Linked DNA regions of Homo sapiens: region 2 is linked to region 1. Evidence: chromatin loops called from intact Hi-C (ENCODE). Cell type or tissue: mammary epithelial cell. All regions are shown on one strand. Links, peaks and the distances in the headings refer to the core of each region. The heading gives the core; the rest is flanking DNA.

Region 1 (10,500 bases), core at 4,507-7,006:
TTCCCAATAAAATAATTTTAAATAAACCCACAATACTATAAATTAAAAACCACTGTTGTTTCTAAGGAAAGTCCAAGATGGTTTATAAATATAAATACTCTTGCTGAAATCAATTATTCTATTTTAATAAATGAATCAAAATGGGTATAGCCAAGATAAAATGGATATGGCCAAGAAATAAAAATTGATTTAACTGACTATAGCTAGTACCTTTGTGCTTATAGTTTATAAAATTTAATTTCAGTATATTCTTGATCCTACAATACCCCATTATAACAAATTAAGAGCCAAAAAATTTTGATTCAGGTTGAAATATAGATAAAAGTAGTAGATACTACAGTTAACTTTTAATGCTTAAATGGTTTACTTTGCAAATCATTATGTCAATGTTACTTTCCTATTAATGGAACCGAAGCCTACCTCTGGTGCCAGATATTCTGGAGTGCCACAGAATGTCTTCATGGTGGCTGCATCTGTGATCCCTTCTTTGCAAAGTCCAAAATCTGTAATTTTTATGTGGCCATCTTTGTCCAGCATTAGATTCTCCAACTGTGTATTAAGAAAAATGACATAATTTGTTCTATAGTCTTCAACAACATGAAAATACCATTTTAAAAAACTACTGAATGCTGAGTAAGGTATTTTGGAAACAGGACATAGTTGTAGCTAATAGAACGCTCAGTACTTACAAACTCTGTTGCTTCACGTGTAAAAAGAAACATGTTTTATCAAATACTTCACGATGATAAAATTATCTATTTTTAAACCGATGGGAATAAGTGATATAGCTTTAAGAGCCATTATTTTGTAAGTTCTGAAATTAAAGCCTAATCAACTTTTCAAAGCAAACATCAATCCTCTTTTTTTAAAAAAGAAAATGTGATCTAAACAATCCCAAAGAGATGAGCATCTTCTTCTAGATATATACAGATGGTTTCAACAATTTCTCCTGGGAATCTATTGCTATTATAAAATATTCACTTACAGAAATGTTTTTTGGTGGTGCTTGTAAATCAAACCTAAATCTTATTTTGTAAGGTAAGGCGATATCCTCTTTTGCAGTTCTTTGTAATAAAGAAATACCAACCCTTTTAAATATAAAAAGAAAAAGAATATCAAAGTCAAACATTCAACAGTTAATAAAAATATATAGCATAAATGTTATAAAGTTGGACCCTCTTTGAACCCATTAATTCAAAACACCAAAGAAAATCTTAAAGATTTAACCAAGTAACAGGATCATGTGCCTCAAGCGGAAAATTATGAAATGTAAGAGAGGAGGAATTTGTGCAAAGCCAACACAATTAGAAATAACAATGTAACCAGCCAGTTCCCCTCGAGCTAATTTGAACCTAAGATTATGATTATCATCAAACAAAGATACAGATGAGTTCTGAGTTATGATCATACAGCCTTATGTATTCAGGGCCCATAAAACTTTGCCTAGTCATGTAGACACAACCTAAAGGTATTTCTTCTGTCATACTGAAAAAATATACAAAATGTGAAAAGTATATTAACAGGATAAATGATAGTTAACTTTTATTTGAGGAGTAGATTCTTATTCTACTCCTTAATGTGATGACATTTGAAAGAATGTACCTGGACTCTGAAGTTAATATCAAATTTAAAACAGATCTCCACTTTAGAACATAAACATATCAGTCATATAAAATATGTTATTATACTCTCTGCCATATTGTCAAATGTCTTATAAACCAGACACTAAATACAGTTAGGCAAGTTGTGTTCACTGAAGCAAAGTTCAGAACAGACAAAAGTCCTTTTTTATAGTACTTCAATGTGCCATCTAACTAAACCAAATGCTTGATATACATTTCATGTATAGCATGTCTCACAGAGGTAAGTCTGGCTTCAATTTTTTTCTACAGAAAGCTGAATGAACACATAAAATATACTGCTGAACCTTTAAAAAAAAATTTCTGTTTTGAGACAGAGTCTCACTCTGCCACCCAAACTGGAGTGCAGTGGTGCAATCACAGCTCACCACAACCTCTGCCTCAGCAGCTCAAGCCACCTCAGCCTCCTGAATGGCTGGGAACACGGGCACGTGCCACCATGCCTGGCTAATTTCTTAATTTTTTTATAGTGACAAGGTCTCACTTTGCTGCCCAAGTTGGTCTTGACCTGCTGGGTTCAAGCAATCCACCCACCTCAGCCTCTCAAAGTTCTGGGATTACAGGCATGAGCCACCATGCCCCACCAAATTAAAATTTTTTATTTTATCCAAACTCAGTTATCTTGTATATTCCTGTTTCTCTACCAGCCAGAACCTAGAAACCAAACCCAATCTGCACAAATGACAATAAGTCTTGTATATTGAAACCAATCAGAAACATCAAGAGTCTTCAACTGTCCTATTTTCTCTTTCTGCCTTGGTCTGTCTCTTCTCAGCCTCTGGTTTCTCTCTTTTTTCCACCTCTTTCAAACAACCTCTCTTCTTCCTCCCTCCCACTTTGCCATAATGAGAAACGTTAAGTATATACTAAAGCTTCTGTTGTTTTACTGAATAAAAATGTATATGCCCTTTTATTAATTTTTAAAAATATGCTTTATAAATATATAAAATGCTGAAGATCTTTAGTGAATACTCTTTTACTAATATAATACATTAACAATTCTTATAAAAGTTCCAAATAATACAAAATATTGAACAAAATGTGAATGTACTTTTTACACCATTCCATTCCCATCTAGTTTGGTGTGTAATGTGCCAATACTCCTCACATGCTTTGTATGCATGGGAAAGTCTTCATGGAAACATGACAGACAGGATGCACTATTTCTCCACGTTTTGACAAAGCTATTTTTGAAGTGGCTGGATACAGAAAAACCAAAATGTATAAACACTGCTTTTTAATACCTAGCTCCGTGTGTGTGTACGTGTGTGTAAAATTCTGACTTGCATCTAATTCTGTAACCTCGTATCTCATCTCTGAGCCTCAGATCATGGTTGTGAGAAGAAGAATGAAATGAGATGCAAGGATAGGTTTGGGTAAGGAATAGGCTGAGGGTGACCAACTCCCAGTTTGCCCAGAACTGAGGGGTTTCAAAGAATGCAGGACGTGTAGTGCTACAACTGGGCAGTCCTGGGCAAACCAAGACAGCTGGTTACCCTACTTGTTTTATAAATTAGCTTTTAAAAAAATTACAATGATATAGTAAGAAATAAGATAAGCCTAAGGGATGACTGAGAGAGATGGGGTAAGGGTCATGGCCATGGGGACTGGTAGCATACTGCCTGGGAGGCAGTAGAGAGCAAAATGGATAAGACTATGGGTTCAAGTCAGAGGGTTCATATTAAAATTTGAGCTTTATCCCTTATTCACTGTGTGACCTTGGGCATATTATTAATTTCTACGTGCTTCAATTTCATCTATAAAACAAAAGTAAATAACAGTAACAATCCAATGTGACAGTTTTGAGAAATGAGATGCTAAATGCAAACTTAACATACCATAAGAATTGAATAAATGAACTCATCTTTTCTTAAAACATGAAGAGTTTAATGGCTTATTTGTAAATTGTCATGATGTGGGCTCTTCTAAAAAACACTGTATTTTAAAGAAAAGAACAAAGTTCAAGAGTGGAACCCCATAAAACATTTCTGTTGGCTCAATGACTGCATTAAAAATACTTTTCAATATGCAATAATTTATTTTAAGTAACAAAACACAGGCTAGGCACAGTGGCTCATGCCTGTAATCCCAACAATTTGAGAGGCTGAGGCAGGCAGATCGCTTGAGCTCAGGAGTTCAAGACCAGCCTGGGCAACATGGTGAAACCCTGTCTCTACCAATAATACAAAAGATTAGCTGTGCGTGGTGGTATGCGCTTGTGGTGCCAGCTACTCTGGAGGCTGAAGCGGGAGAGTTACTTGAGCCCGAGGTGTGTGGGGAGGTTGTAATATGCAGAGATGGTGCCACTGCACTCCAGCCTGGGTGACAGAGTGAAATCCTGTCTCAAAAAAACAAAACACAAATATTTTATAATTTTCTTATTTTTGAGACAGGGTCTCGCTCTGTTGCCTAGGCTGGAGTACAGTGGCACAATCACAGCTCACTGCAGCCTCAACCTCCCAGGCTCAACTGATCCTCCCACCTCAGCCTCCTAAGTACACAGGCGCACACCACTACCACGCCCTGCTAGTTTTTGTTTGTTTCTTCCTTTTTTTTTTTTTTTTTTTTTTTAAGAGATGGTATTTTGCCATGTTGCCCAGGCTGGTCCCGAACTCCTGAGTTCAAACAGTCCTCCCACCTCTGCCTCCCAAAGTGCTGGGATTACAAGTTTGAGCTACTGTGCCCAGCCTCATAATTTCCCAGTTATTTTGAAGTAGTGTCCACATTCTTCTATCAATTACTTTGTCTTCTCTCACCATCCTAAAACGTTGTTTTGCTGAGCATGAATGACTAAAACTTGTCCACCAAAATATTAGCTTAAAAAATAATATCCCCAAATCTAATCTTGTATAAAGATAAATCAGGAGATAATAAAATGTACAGTTCTGTTATACAATACATGATAATTTTACTCAGGATGCATTAACAGAGTTTCTGTAAAATACAAGGACCATTAGTAGGGTGATTCGTAAACCTGCAGAATGCACAGAAACACCTGTAAGTCTTTCCAAAGCATATCAATGGCCTAGATATATCAGTAACATCTGGAAATCACTGTCTTGGTTCATTTAACACTAACATAATGTAAGTAGTATTTACATTATTTACAGTAGTCATACATTTTTAGGAATCTTTCTACTGCGTAAAGGAGGAAGAAAAATATTTACAAATGATCTTTCTTTAGTCTTCTCTTCTAGATCACTTTCCTTCTTCCCTTTGTTAGCCAGACAATATGTAATGCATATTGTCACTGACTGCTTAGGTACTCTAAATTTATGAAACTTTACATGCATCTGTTTAATATTCACAGCCAATCTCAGTTTCCAAGATGGAGAGTAGGGCAGCATGCTTATGCTTAATGGATGCATCCACTAACAAAAGTAGTGATGAAGTCAAATATGAAGTCATAAGAAACAAGATTGTATATTAAAAATCTAAGTAATGCTTACTATTTCTATCAGAGGGTTGTTATCTAAAAGGTCATGCTTTTGAGGAGAGAGAAAAAAAAAAACACTAGACATAATACATCATAGAATTTCCACCAAAAAAAAGGGTAACATTTTTTGCCCAGTTGAAGTGGACAGGCATTACTTGACAGAGGGTCTTGATTCAGTGTGTATATGAAGAAATGGTAGATTTTTAAATCTTTTTTCCTGTGCTTAGTGGGCACAAAATTGTAACAAAAATTACTATGTTTCCTCCTGTTCTTGCTGATGGCTAGCATAAAATTAAACTTTAAAAATCCTAGCTGTCTTTAATACAATGCTTCCCAACCTTTTACATTTCACAGTAAAATAACAATTTAAAGTTGTGGGGCATACCAGGTTAACTGGACAAGATGCTTGAAGCCAGAACTCACTGGCCTGGAAGCTTCTCTGAACACTTTGCAGGCCGAGGCATGGTTGTAACCTGTTTGTAGCACCCAGTCTGAGAAGCTAGGCTTGAATGTAGGCCAGACTAAATATTTGAAAGTTTAAAAACACCATATATATGGTATCATTTTAATTAAACGACTGACATTGTGATTAAACAAAGGAATGAAAATAGCAGTTCCTAAGGGCTCCGATGACTACTGCAGCAATAGAAATAAACAATTCCTGTTACTCACTCTTACACCACATTTTAGCCCACATACATCAAACTCAGTTTTAGGCACCAAGACTCACTCAGGCCCAAGAAGGTAGTAAGGAATTCCTACTCTGCACATTGCAAGTTTAAGTTTACGGGCATCCAGTGCCAAAATGTCACAAGCTAACCTGCAGAAACTGAATGACCATGGAATGCTGAAATTCCAAAAGAAAAACGTTTCTTCACTTCAACCTCTGAATCCAGAAAAGGACTCATCATGTAAACAGACCCCAAATAGGTTGCCAGGCTATTTACAAATTTATTACGAATAAGGTACATAGTCCAATACCAGTACAATTTTATTTTAGAAGTGGAAGGAATGAAGAGCAGTGGCTTAAGATTTCTATATAGGGGGAAATCCAGTGACCATCTAGTTAGAAGTGGGAGCTGGGGAAAGTGTCTTGAAGCTCAGCAAGCAAAGCAAGCATGCTTTCCCCACCCAAACTGCATTTATTTGAAGTGAACATTAGGGAGCTGATGAGGACGAGGAGGGCTATGATAAAACTCTCTGAAGCCACCCCTTCGTGCCATTACTGAGTGTTAGAAAGTACCTAAATTTATTTGGTGCTTTCTCATATTAATACTGTAAATGGTTAACTATTCTCACATTAGGTGGAAAACAAGATTAGGTGTTCTACAAATAGGAAATAGCAACAACTTATGTATTATTTTCTCCCATAAACTAGCAAGAAATTAATTCTTAATGATTTCCAATATAGTTATATTCACCTTTGCAAATGTCCCTGTTCAGCCTACGCTGTGCTTAGATGGCCATGGTCATTGGTTGTATTTGTAAAATAAGAGCTAAGCAGAAAAGAAGATTTTAACATATAATTTGGACTACTGAAGAAGTCTTTGAAGAGATTTCTTCGAAATTTTGGGCAATCATGAAGCAACAGCAGTTTTCCTTAAGTAATCACAAGGAATTTGGGTCCTTAATAAAAATAAAACTTCATTACATGATGTGTATTGACAAATTAAATGAACTTACTTTCTAAAGTACAACAAAGGCTTCAACAATTTTTCTGTTGCTATAAACACTAATTTATTAGGAAACAGGAACTGATAAAAATATCTTAAGTTAACCTGCACATAAAAGAAGGCTCTGCCTCCAATGTGAATGAGACAGCGGCAAACGGGTATGGATTTACTTGAGAAGTGCTGCTACTGTAGGCATAGCAATTGGATTTGCATTTGAACAAAGTCAAGGTTATTAGTAATGAGAACAGAGACAAATCTGAGACTGATCAAAGTGGGTACCTAAATCAGTTCATGATAATGTTCTTTAATACATCTGGTATAAATATATTTGAAACACTCATTCTCTTACCTTCTGCAGTTTAATTTGAAGTTTAGGCTTACAAAGATTTCCCAAAGTTAATCCAATGCATCCCCCCTCTATAATTTCATTTCAACTCTAGAAGTCAGAATGATATAGTGACAAGAACATTCAATAAGGAGCTAGGATTCATGAGTTCCAAAAACCCTGACTGCTATCAACTTAGGTCATTACTTTTAGTAAGTCATTTACTAGGCTTCTAGGTTTGAAGGAGATCACCTATAAATTAAAGACCAGCTCAAAATTTCTGTGATCTTACCTAAAATATGTCATTGTATTATAAATAATCCTGTTACTGTGGATACAAATAACATGTGTGTAAGTTTTGGATGTTTGATTTCTTATGTTACATGGATTTTTCTAGGTGTACCTTTACAGTTTCTGTCCTATGCTAACTATATACTTAGGTCTTTAAGTTAAGGCTATATTTTTTAAGAAATAAACTCAGGGAGCAGAGACCACTTAATTGTCTAGTAAACTTGGTGAACTGTGCACGTGGTAACTAATTGACTGATATTCATATATAAAGTAGGTACTTTATATTGCAGTTTGACAAATTTAGTCTAATTCCATCATCAGAAAGAATGGGGCAGTGGAACTCATTTAATGAGCTTCAATATACCAATATGTTGGCTGGGCATGGTGGCTCATGCCTGTAATCCCAGCATTTTGGAAGGTCGAGGCAGGCGGTCACGAGGTCAGGAGATCGAGACTATCCTGGCCAACTCCGTGAAACCCTGTCTCTACTAAAAATACAAAAATTAGCTGGGCGTGGTGGCACATGCCTGTAATCCCAGCTACTCAGGAGGCTGAGGCAGGAGAATCGCCAGAACCAGGGAGTTGGAGGTTGCAGTGAGCCAAGATGGCACCACTGCACTCCAGCCTGGCGACAGAGCGAGACTCCATCTGAAAACACACACACACATACCCTCAATATGTTGATTCATTTGATGAGAAATGATTAAAGAAGAAATACTGACCAAGACCATAATCAATACTGCAATCAAATGAACATTCTTTTCTTTAGCAGTCTTTAGGCTAATAATTCAATCTTTTGAATTTAAGCTTTCTGGATGTTACCTATTACTTCAAAATTGTTATAATTTCCTTAAATCTAAGCCTCCATGCTTCTATCCTTCCCCTTTTCACCCCTACAAATAGGATTCATAAAACATGTAGTGGGAATACGAGAAGTGGACTCAGGAAGAGCAGAGCTAACTACTTCTAAGTATATTTGGAAAGTTAACACATTTTGTCATGCCACATAACTAATTCCTTTAAAGAAATTGATATTTAAGACATTTAGACAGTATAGGATTATCTGGCCATGCAGATACATGAATGCTGAATTCTGCCACATTCCTAGTTATAAAAAGATTCAGGCTAAATACAATCAAACTATTAATTTGTATTAATCTTTAGCCCATTTTGGCACTTAGACAGTTGGTCATCTCTGATCTAGATGTTTTATAGGTACATAGTTCAGTTCTTCCTACATACAACATCTTATAGCTTCTATATACCTCATTTCAAACAAAACAGAATTTCATAAAAGCCTCATGTAACTTCTGTTTCTACCAATCATTACGTTACATGAAATAGTATTTGATCAATAAGGCAATTCTGTGTCAAATTTTATACACAATTTGCTTCTTACAAAAGAAAGACTAACATCTAGAATTTATTCAAAATGTGTCGTGGTACAAATTCCTTTAATGTCGCCAACCTAATTCATAACACTGTCATGAGAATTACTATTACCTTGTATGAGTTACTCCAGGGATCAACAAATGACAACCTGTGGACTAAATTGAGCCCATCGCCTATTTTGTTTACTGGAACATAGCCAAACATATTCATTTACATACTATCTGAGGCTGCTTTTACCCTACAATGATGGAGTTGAGTAGTTTACAAAAGAGACTATACACGAACAGCAAAGCCTAAATTATTTTATCTGCCCTTTATAGAAAGTTTGCCAATCCTGAGCTACCCTAAGGGTCTCATCATAATGGAACTTACAGCAGTCAAAACACTATTACCAACAGAAAAAATAGAGTGCTTTCATAAATAAAACACGAGGCACATTAATAAATGGTTATTATATTAAAATGCTTCAGGTATTTAAAACCACCCAAAGTTAATGCTAAAATCAAAATGAATATGTTCCTTCCAATAGTCTTACTATGTTTCTTCATAAAACATTTCTGTAAACATAATAAAACTTGTTTTAAGTGTAACTTGTGAATTTATTTGACTTAATCACGTTTAACATTTTTATTTGATCCAAGCAGTCGGGCAGAAATTGCTTTGCAAATCAAAAACTCACACATAAATCAACTACATACATGTTAGTGAATAAAATTTCCTTCAAATGTAGTGAACTAAATTTTTAAACATAGTGCTTTTTTCCCAACTAAATCTGCTTTTCTCAAAACTGTATAACTTTGTAATTACTTTATGTTTGTCCCTATAGTCTCTGCAAAAACAAATTTTGATTACTTTTTTTTTTTTTTTACCTTGAGATCACGGTACACAATCTTTCCGGAATGTAGATAGTCCAAGGCAGAGACAATTTCTGCACCATAGAAACGTGTGCGGTCCTCAGAGAACACCCGCTCTCTCGACAAATGGAAAAACAGCTGCAGGGTAAACAGCAGGGACAGGATTGTAATAATTACTGATTTAGTGGGGGAAATTAACACAAACATAAAACACCTCTCATCACCATATTGTGATGATAGATAGTGTACTCTCAGTGGACACTGAGCACTCTTAGACAGCAGCTGGCTTATCTTTTCCAGGTTTCCAAGGGGAAACTGCGAGCTGTTAAATCAGCGTTTTAATCAATATACCAATCTTGTTTAAGGCATTCTGCTTGCTACCCATTTAACCTTCAGTTACCAGAGGAAAAAGGTATGCATCATCAGATTGCAGTTTCCCCCTCACTATACTGTTGCTTCACTCTTCAAGGATTAGGTATTGAGATATTACTAAAATAAATGAACACAAGCACAGATATATTTTCACTTAATTATTTGATTTCAAAGACAAGACTGTCAATTTGCTGAAACTGATTTACGCGAACTTGTTATATTCTACAATTTTTGATTAATCATGATATCTCTAAAAATATTTTCAAAGTCAAATTATTATTGAAAATAGAAAATAATTTGACATTTTCTATGGTGAGAAACTTTAAGGTTTTATGTTTTTAATTTATTTTAGTAATGCCCAAAATGAACTGAGAAACATCCATTATTCCTATTGCAGTTCTCAATGTATATTCTATTTTCAATAATAATTAGCTACAATGCCAGTCCTTTCTCATATTATCACTAAAACTATAAGCCCATCCATTTCCTAGTCAACCTCTTAAAACATATACCATTC
Region 2 (10,500 bases), core at 4,907-7,406, 55 kb after region 1:
GATCAATTAGGAAAGCATTACATAACCCCAAGAGAGAAGTGAGGATGGCTTGGACTACTATGGTGGCAGCGGAAAAAGAAAAAGGGGATAGTTCTGAGATATAAAGTTAACAGTGCTAATATAAAAGTTACATGCCTCCAACATGAGAGTGAATCACAGACATTTTAATAGGCAGTTCAGAAAGAAATTCACAGAAGATAACATCTACCTGTTGTGGTTTAAGATGTTAAGTGATCTGGGTCAAGAAATTAGGAAAAGACTAGAGAAAAGTATGTATGAAATTTATTTAGAAATAGAAAAGATATTCTAGTGCTTTGAATATTTTCAGTGGGGTATTACATTCTATTTTGTTAAAACAGGCTTATCACGCATAATAGTTATTTTTCTAAATCACTTAGTAACTTTCATGAGGGAAGACTTTTCTACCCCCTAAATTTGTAATCTGACCACATCCAAGGAACCAAGTAAAGACGTATGGAGGCAAAAGCAAAAACAGTATTTGTTATGAGAATGGAACTGGAATGAACACCATGTACATACCAAAATGTATTTTCTAACATATTTTACAGCTGATCAGATTAGAATTTCTTCCCATTAATGCATATTTAATGGTACTGTATTTCACATACTAATTAGTTTCTGCTATGAAGATAAGGTATGCGCAAGCTAAAAAGTAAACACAGATGCTAATAATTTTTAATTACAGTTAAAAGCAACATGTCAAAACAAAAAGTTAAAAATAACAGTAGTAAAACAGTGACTAAAACAATGTGATGCCTTTTAAAAAATCCATCTGTTGATCATAATTATGAAGAGTTCTAGAAATGCTTGGGGATACAATGTATTTTTTTCATGGAAAAGCTTTTGAAATACAAATTTACATATATTTATCCATGGTAAAATAGTAAATAATGAACTTTTAAATCTAATTTCTTTCATAGAAGAATTAGGGGGAATGGGATTTTATTTCTTCAGGCAGAAGAATAGTCTTTTTAATATTTTATTTTCCCAATCCTCTCCAATTTATCATTCACCCTCTATTACACACGATCTAAAGTTCTCCTTTCATTTGACCCTCTCGATGTTTTGTGGTAATTAGGTTATTTGAGGGAATGAGGTGTAGGAGAGGGCAAACAAGAGGAGAAAAAGAAAATTTCTACCCTTAATGATCAAGAACACCATGAGTGTCATCTCCTTTAATCCCTGCACCAACTGATCCCACATCTAAGTTCAATAGTAAAGGTCATTTCTACTTCACAAAACTGCCTCCCATCTTCAAACAACCTACTATCTACTTCACTAGGTACTCTGCTCACATTATTTTCTCCAAATTGACCACAAGTCTAGTTGAAATCAAGACACATTCCGTCTAAACCATTTCCTCCATCCACCCAGAGCTATAAATGAGACCTAGAGGAAGACACGAATCAGGTGGGAGAAACGGGAAGAGGGTAGAGAAATGTTACTTTGGCACATGTTTTTTCGATACATAATAGTTGTATACATTTTCGGGGTACATGTGTTGTTTTGACACATTCCATATGTGTAATGACCAAATTAGGGTAATGGGGATATTCATCACCTCCAACCTTTAACTTTTCTTTATGCTGGAGACATTCAAATTCTTCTCTTCCAGCTATTTTAAAATACACAGTAGGTGGTTGTTAACTATAGTCGCCCTACTGAACTATCTAACACTAGGTCTTATTACAACTGTACTTCTGTACCTATTAATCAACTCCATCTCCCCATCCCCCTACCATTCCCAGCCTCTAGGAACAACCAATCTACTGTCTATCTTGATGCAATCCCGTTTTTTAGCTCCCACATAAGAACAAAAATGTGCAATATTTGTCTTTCTGTGCCTGGCTTATTTCACTTAACATAATGGGTTCCATTTCCATCAATGTTGCTGCAGATAACGTGATTTCATTCTTTTTATGGCTAAGTAATATTCCACTCTGTACATATATCGCATTTATCCTTTCATTCATTGATGGGCACTTAGGTTGATTACATATTTTGGCTGTTGTGAATAGTGCTGCAATAAACCTAAGGGTGTAGATGTCTCCCCGATATGATGATTTCCTTTGTTTTGGATATATATATGGTAGTTCTATTTTTAGTTTTTGAGGAACTTTCATATGGTTTTCTATAGTGGTTATACTGATTTACATTCCCACCAACAGCATAGGAGAGTTCCCTTTAGCATCTGTGATTTTTTTGTTTTTTTGATAAAAGTCATTGTAACTGGGGTGAGATGATGATATGGTTAGGTATCCACCCAAGTCTCATCTTGAATTGTAATCCCCATAATCCCTACATGTCGAGGGAGAGACCTGCTGGGAGGTGACTGGGATCAGGGGGCAGTGTCCCCCACGCTGTTCTTGTGATAGTGAGTGAATTCTTAGGAGCTCTGATGGTTTTATAAGTGTCTGACAGTTCCTCTTCACACACTCGCCCTTTCTTCGCCTGATACCACACAAGACATGCCTCTTCCCCCTTCCATCATGACTGTAAGTTTCCTGAAGCCTCCCCAGCCATGCAGAACTGTGAGTCAATTAAACCTCTTTTCTTTATAAATTACCCAATCTTGGGCAGTTCTTTATACCAGTGTGAGAATGAACTAATACAGATGATATCACATTGTGGTTTTGATTTGCATTTCCCTGATGAGTAGTGATATGACACACTTTTACAAATTAAACAATGATTACCAGTGATTATTATTTACTTTTCCACTGTCTCAACAAGCCATATGTTAGCAATGTATACTTTTTTTTTTCCTGCCAGAGGAGACATGTCACACTTATCAAGCTCTAAATTTTGGGTTCTAACTTTTGTTTCTTGAAAACTTGAGCACTGGCCCAGATAATGACTTCTAATACTTCTTCCATTCTCCAGCTGTCAGACTGTCTTCTGTTCCTTGATTTCTATTCCTTTTTTTGAAGATTTCTCACCTTGATGGAGATGAAAGCACCGTTGTTCTCTGTTAACTACAAACATTATTGCGCCTTTCTCGAGTATTGTGTTTGATACTTTGTTCTTGATGCTCCAGTTCCAAATATTCCTTAGATGAAGGCCAAATGAACTCCTTTGACTTCCATCATGATATAATCACTTTGGACTCCAGTCTTTCTTCTGCCTCTCTCATACGCGGTATTGGGACAAGTTCATCTCTACCCTCTTAACTCTATATTTCACATCTAAAGATAAATTTACACAAACATATTGACTAACACCATTGGAATCTCCCTAAAAACTCAGCTGAATCTTCTGAGGCCTCTTTCATCCATCGCTACTTAGGTCACTCTTCAATTTCTCAGGATGGTTGTTTCAAATCTTTCCCAGGCCTTCTTCCTTGCCTGGTAGGTATACTTAAATGTACACACTAACCCTTACCTAGTCAAGCTACTAAGCTAAGACTAGAACCCAGGTCTGTGCTGACTTCCAAGCACAGGAGCTTTTCATTTATTTGTCTCTCTTTATCTCAGCCTCACTCGTTCACACTTTCAAAATGCGATCTTACTTCCTACTCAGAAGAGAAGCCATAAACGTAACATTTAACACATTTGATCACTCCTTCCTCCTGAAAACGTGTTCTTCTTTTGGGTCCCAGGACATCCTAATCTCTTCATCTTCCTCCTCTTCAGTGGTTGTCTTTCCGCAGTCTCATTTGCTGCTTCCTTTGCTCTGAAACCCTTATTCTGTAAGCATCTCCAGGACTCAGTCCTCAGAATTCTCTTCACTGGGTACACTCTTCCTTTGGTAAACTCATTCAGACTATGGCTCTAATACAGGATATATGCTGACAGACTTCCAAATTTATACCTCAAATCTAGACTTCTTTCCTAAACTTAAAAAATGCCTATTTGGCATGGATGTATAATCAGTGACATAAACTGGAGTATCTAACAAAAATAGCAAATTTGACATATCTAAAACCTAATTCCAAATCTCCCCTTGAAAAGTTTCTCCTGCAGTCAACTTCAATGTAGTGAATGGCAATACCATGCTTTCAGTTGCTTAGACCAAACATCTTAACAATGATCTCCAACTCCTTTTTTTTCCCACTCATACTCTACATTCAATCTGTCAAGCAATCCTGTTGGTTCTTCATCAAAATACACCCAAGGTCTCATTATCATCACTACCTCCATTGCTACTACCCTAGTACAAGCCACTATCATCAATTATCTAGATTACTGCTGCAATTAGCAAACTATCTGCTTCCAATCCACAGTCTATTGTCAACACTGCAGCCAAAGTGATACTGAAAACTAGACTGTGTAACTACACGGCATAAAAATTTCCAAAGGCTTCCCACTTCATTCACAGTAAAAGCCAATATCCTTACAAACATCCTACACCATTCTTGTTCCACACCATGCTAGACTCCTAGCTATTCAAAGAATGTGTTAGAATGTGCTAAGTAAGCTCCCTCCTCAGGGCCTTCTCAATTGCTATTTCCCCTTGCTGGAACATTCTTCCTTCAAAATATCTAAAGGACTTGCTTCCTGATCTCCTTCAAATGCTTGCTGAAATTTCACCTTTCAGTGAGGCCTTCCATAGTCATGCTATTTAAAACTGCATTAAGTCCCCAAAATCGCTACCATCATTATTCCTTATTTCCCTACTCCACTTTTCTCTGTAAGTATGGATTAGTTTATTACATACTCTATGGTTTATTTATTATGTGTATTATTTATTCTCTAATTGCTGACTTGAATAAAATTTCCCAAAGGAGAGGAGTTTGTCAGTTTTATTCGTTCAAATGGTCCCAGTGCCTAGAGCAGTACCTAGCAAATAATTAGGTGTTCGACATATATTTATTGAAATAATGAGTGAATGAACTAGTAAATAACGAATAACCTTGGTGCATGCTGCTGAAGAATAGAAGCTACACGAACTACATGAAATAACTCTAGAACATAAATCACTGAAATCATACTCCCAATAGAACAATGACAGTTGATGAAGGTATAGCAGATCAAACCATTATCTGCTTCCTACAATAAACCACAATCGTTGATGCAATGTTTAATACAGAGGTTCAAAAGAATATGAAAGAAGAGAACAAAGTAACTGGCTGATCACGTTAAGAGATTTCAGTTAAGATCCACCAGTAAGAACTTAAGAGTCCAAGGAAAAAGAGATGCCAGTAATCAAGCAAACGCATTGGGTTATTTTAATGGACTTACGTGCAGAAAAAGGGTAACACATCAGGCCTGGGTTGCCCAAACTCTACACATTCCCAAAAAAGTCAGTCTTCAGAACTGGCGCCGTTGGCCAACTCCTGGGAAATGAATTCTGAGCCTCTGAAATATTCTGCCTGGTCAGAGTATTTTTGTATGCTGGAGATCTTGGGCCACATGGTACCAGTTTGACTAGATAGTTTATGCAAACAACAGGATGCATGATTAATACTTCGTGCCTGATTTTGCTCTGAGAGGTTGGAATCTGAGCATCTCAGGGCAGTCATGAAGGTACTGCTTGCCTATGTGACTGACTTCCAATAAAAACCCTGGACACCAAGGCTCAGGTAAGCTTCTTTAGTTGACAACACTTCACTACTGGGAGAATTAAAATTAACCATCACAGATGCACTTATGTGTCAACTTGACTGGATTAAGGAATACCTAGAGAACTGGTAAAGCATTACTAATAGCTGTTTCTGTGTTTCCAGAGGAGACTGGAATGTGAATTGATGGACTGAGTGAGAAATATTCACCCACAATGTGAGCAGACACCATCCAATCAACTAAGAGCCCAAATAGGACCCAAAAAAGCAAAGAAAAGGCACTCTCCTGGAATGGGGACACTCCTCTTCTCCTGTCCTTGGACATCAGAACTCTAGGCTCTCTGACATTTGGACTCCAGGCTTTATACCAGCAACTCCCTAGTTTCCCACCAAAACCCAGGTTCCTGGCCCTTAGCCTCAGACTAAGAATTACACCATCAGCTTCCCAGGGAACTTGGACGGAGATACGTTACCAGCATCCCAAGGTCTCCAGCTTCCAGATGGCCTGTCTTGGGAATTTTCAACCTCCATAATCACATGAGCCAATTTCCCAGTGAATTCTCTCTCATATATGTATATGTATCCGATTGTGTCTGTCTCTCTGGAGATCCTTGATTTCACCACATCATCCATGTGACTCCACTGGAAGAAGATACCTTAAAGCTTGCACTTGGTTTCTCCAGGATTTTGCTCTATGTGGTTTTCCCTTTGCTGATTTTAATCTGTACTTTTCACTATCATAAACAATAACCATGAGTCTTTTCTGAGTCTTGTGAGTCATGACTCACTGAGCCTGAGAGTGGTCTTAGGGACAGCTGACACAGTTGCCATCATAAGTAGGACTCATTAAAGCATGGCAAAAACATTGTTTCAAAAAAGGAAGAATGACAGGGCAGACAATGACAAACTCTGATGCCTAAATGGGTATACAGTCACCAATGGCATGAGACGGCAGCTGTACTGTGCTGTTACTACATATAGAAGTTGTCAATGGAATTTAGAAATGACAGACCAAAATCTCAAGGACTTAGATCACTGGATACATAAAGAAATGCAAAATGATGAGAAACAAGCTAAATACACAATCCACTGGTAACGTGTACTTTTTTCCCCACATGTAAGATTTTTATTCCAATTTGATTTGCATTTCAAAGGAAATTATAAAATGTATCCACTTTTTTTAAGACAAAAATTTAATTATAAAACATGATAAACTTCCAGGTTAAAATTAGGCTAACTGCTTGGAATAACAAACTCTTAAATCACCATTTTCCACCTCCACACCAAGAATAACCATTTAATCAACCATACTGTAACAGCAGGATAGCACTGAGACTTGAGTAAAGAGGAAAACTAAAGAGCTCTTCCAGCTCCAAATCATGAACATTTTTATGCCTTCTTATAGTGGTGAACGGCAACCACATCATCACCAAAAGTAAGTCATAACCATTTCACCATACTTAATTTCTCTTATAAAATATGTTTCTTTGTCATCCCATTTCTGTATGTGAATGAGTTTGTCTCTGTCCAGACTAACAACAAACTTGCAGTTTCTGTCATCTGTAGTGGTTTCATCAAACTCTTCTCCCAGATGGAAACTAACCTCTGTGTTCTTGAACATACTTTGAATCCTGATCACCACCTTTTGTCTTCTTCTTGACTGATAATCACTCTTGGTTTGTCCACATTTCCCACCTGCCTAGTGACAAAGCCCATCCCTAGAGCCTTCATGTACTCATCAAAGTTCTGTCGGTCAGCTTCCAGGTATTACAGAAAGCCTCCTCCACCCTTGCCCTTTCCCCACTTTAGAGACAGAAGTGAGGAGCTGCTGGTCTTATTGCCACTGCAGTTTGTGTTTTTTTTTTTTTTTTTTTTTTTTTGAGAGGGAGTCTCGCTGTGTCTCCCAGGCTGGAGTACAGTGGCATGATCTCAGATCACTGCAACCTCTGCCTCCTGGGTTCCAGTGATTCTCCTGCCTCAGCCCCTCAAGTAGCTGGGATTACAGACGCATGCCACCAAGCCAAGCTAATTTTCTGTATTTTTAGTGGAGACAGGGTTTCACCATGTTGGTCAGGCTGGTCTCAAACTCCTGGCCTCAAGTGATCTGCCCGACTTGGCCTCCCAACGTACTGGGATTACCAATGTGAGCCACTGCGCCTGGCCCAGTCTGCTGTATTTTAAAACAGCTAAAATGAAAGTAAGAGAGAGTGTTAAGGAAATCCTGATGCTCAAAAAGCTTGGATTTTGGTTAGCTTGAGCTATGGCTGTTAGCCTCCAGGATAAACCCAATGGAAAATTATGCTGAAAAAAACAGACAGTATATCTATGGCCTTTGACCACCAGGAACATTGTCCAAATGGTGGGTGACAAAACCAAGACAGTACTGGAAGCAGGGGTTATGTGTGAAGGAGTTATCTTGCCTTGTGAACTGGTATTCATCGGGTTCCTGAAAAACATTTAAGAAAATAGATTGTGAGAGTGACTAACTTGGGAGCAGTATCTTTGATTCTGAATGTTGCAGAATGAAGAAGTCTGCTTGGGGTTGATGCAGGAACCTTATTACTGAACAATCATGGATTGTTGTACATGATCCAAACACACAATAGATTGTTCCTAAAGGGACAGCTAGTCTGGTGGACTGGGTAAAAGCCACTGTAAAATTTGTTTACCCTGAAAAGGGAAATGGTCCTTCCCCTCCTTTAAATGCCAAGTGGCACTCCTCCATAGATGACATAGCTGGTAAGCTGCATATGCAAACCATGCTGGATTAACTTCATGGTCATCAGGATGTTTGTTCATCCTTAATATGCCCTTTAAATCATGGTAAATACTGTGACTGAAGGGGCCCCGCTAGGCAGGCATCTGATATAACTGCTGCAAAATCTATCAATGGTCCAAGAAATGTGTCAGATTTGTTGTCTCAGCTTCTTAATATGGGTCTTACAGATGCTAAGAAAATAAGACTGAATCACAAGTGAATGGGTAACACAAAACAGATAGTCAACGAAGTCCCAAGCAGGATGAAGTTTTAAACGGTTACTAAGAGATGGGATGAATAAAATGGACACTGATGTTAACACAAAGGTCTTAATGCTGCACTATCAGAAGTTAGGTTTACCAATGGGAGCGCCTCTTAGTCCCCCAACACTGAAGGGCCCTAAACAAACACTCTATGCACCCTAATTTCAAAGAATGCACCAAGCTGGGAAGCAAAAATGACAATGAAGAACCTCAGTTCAAATCATCAGAGGTGATGGGCTACCAAATTAATCAGGATGAGGACTGACACAGAACCAGGGCTTTCTTTTAACTAATCTCCTAGTAGGGACTGAAGGCCATATGCACACCTGTAGGTACAATAGAAGGTAAAAAAGAAACCTTCCAGGGGTTCCTGACATAGAATTCAGTGCCTCTGATTCCAAAACCTATTGGTAAAATCCTAGCAGAGGCAATAACTAGAAAGACAGGATATGAGGATGAAATGGCTGATAGGATTAAATTAAAATTTGGATGAAAATTAGTATGTTTGAATGAATCTTGGAAGTACTTGCATCCACATTACCTGAATATGTTTTGGGGAAGGATATGATGTTTGACCAGGGAAAACTTCAGCTACTATACTGCAGAAAGCTTGTTAGTTTTCCCTTCAGTCAGAACAGGCTAAATGAGAATCTGTGCAACTTCCCCAGCTCACATAGGTTGTTAATTTGAAACAGTATCATGGTGGACCAAAAGAGATTTAGCACATGAATTAATGACATGTTCGACACTGGAGTGCTGTTACCAACAAGTTCTGTGTCGTGCATGAAAAAGGTGAATTATTCATGAAAACTCACAGCAGATAATCAAGACTTGAATAATATAGTATCATCTACAGCATCAGCAGTCTCTGACATGGTTTCAGAAGTTCTCAAAATAAAACAATCTAAAAGAGACATACTCAGCCAGACATAGTGGCTCACACCTGTAATCCCAGCACTTTGGGAGGCCAAGGCAGGAGGATCACTTGAGTCCAGGAGTGTAAGACTAGCCTGGACAACATAGTGAGACCCTGTTTCAATTAAAAAAAAAAAAAGAGAGAGAGACATACTGATTGATCTTGAAAATACTTTTTTCTTGGTCCCAATCTCAGGAAAAAAACAACTGCACTTTGCCTTCTAGTGGGAATGATCCCAATTTATACTTACTGCAGTGCTGCAGGTTTATCTGCATTTATCAGCTTACCATTATAATTTGTTTCGAAGGGATTCTGACTTGATACAGGTCCAGAATACAATAATATACTACACTGATGACATTATGACGGTATCAGAAACCTAAGAACAAGCTAGGGCTAACTTGAAAATAGTGGTGGCTCACAGGAATACCACAGGCTGGAGGATAAATCCAGCAAATACCCCAGGGTCTAACCAAACTGTGAAATTCTTACGAATAACCTGGGCAGGAACCACCCATAACATTCTACAGGCAACTAAAATTAAATTGCTCTTATTACATAACCATGAAAGTAAACAAGCAGCATTCACTGCAGCTGGTTTGCTTGAGTTTTGCGAAGAAAAATTCTGTATCTGGGGACTAGTGCTAAATCCAATCCGTAAAACTACCTGAAAGGACACATATGAATGGAAACCTAAACAACAGCAGGCTATTATCTAAGTTGCAGTGGCTCAATTAATGCCTTTGGGTCCTTACGATATACACTCAGATATGATTTTAGAAGTATCTGCAACTCAGACTGGAGCTTATGGCAAAAAGCCCATGAATGCTGTCCAGCAGTAACCACTGGGACCATGGGCCAGACAAGAAAGTATAGAACACATCATTAGAGAGACGATTATTGGTTTGCTCCCGGGCATTAACTGCAACTGTCTTTATGACTGAAGGACATAACATAATCCTAAAACCTAAAATATCCATGTCTTGGGTAATGTCAGAGAAACACTCTAACGAGTACCAATAACAAAATGAAAATGGCTTAA

What was found. Hi-C counts contacts between places; a loop is a spot of excess contacts. Peaks named below come from ENCODE experiments on the same cell type or tissue, not always from the same donor. Only the 100,000 strongest peaks of a DNase experiment are listed, where the experiment ranks them.
Region 2: it touches region 1 in a loop (4-fold over the local background); 1 of 110 quality-filtered maps calls a loop at or near these places.

Annotation. Positions count from the first base shown.
Region 1 is chr1:243,563,300-243,573,799 of GRCh38, forward strand. AKT3 (AKT serine/threonine kinase 3) reads right to left here. Exons shown (of 14, transcript NM_005465.7): 9 at 9,627-9,749; 10 at 421-549. Among named protein-coding and RNA genes, the nearest start is that of MIR4677, 220 kb to the left of the region's middle. In mammary epithelial cell, for the core only: no CTCF peak of the experiment used is centred there; a DNase peak (open chromatin) is centred at 5,642.
Region 2 is chr1:243,617,749-243,628,248 of GRCh38, forward strand. The region is part of intron 6 of AKT3 (AKT serine/threonine kinase 3); the gene reads right to left. It also overlaps the pseudogene FABP7P1. Among named protein-coding and RNA genes, the nearest start is that of AKT3-IT1, 170 kb to the right of the region's middle. RefSeq lists a silencer at 4,259-4,553. In mammary epithelial cell, for the core only: no CTCF peak of the experiment used is centred there; a DNase peak (open chromatin) is centred at 6,273.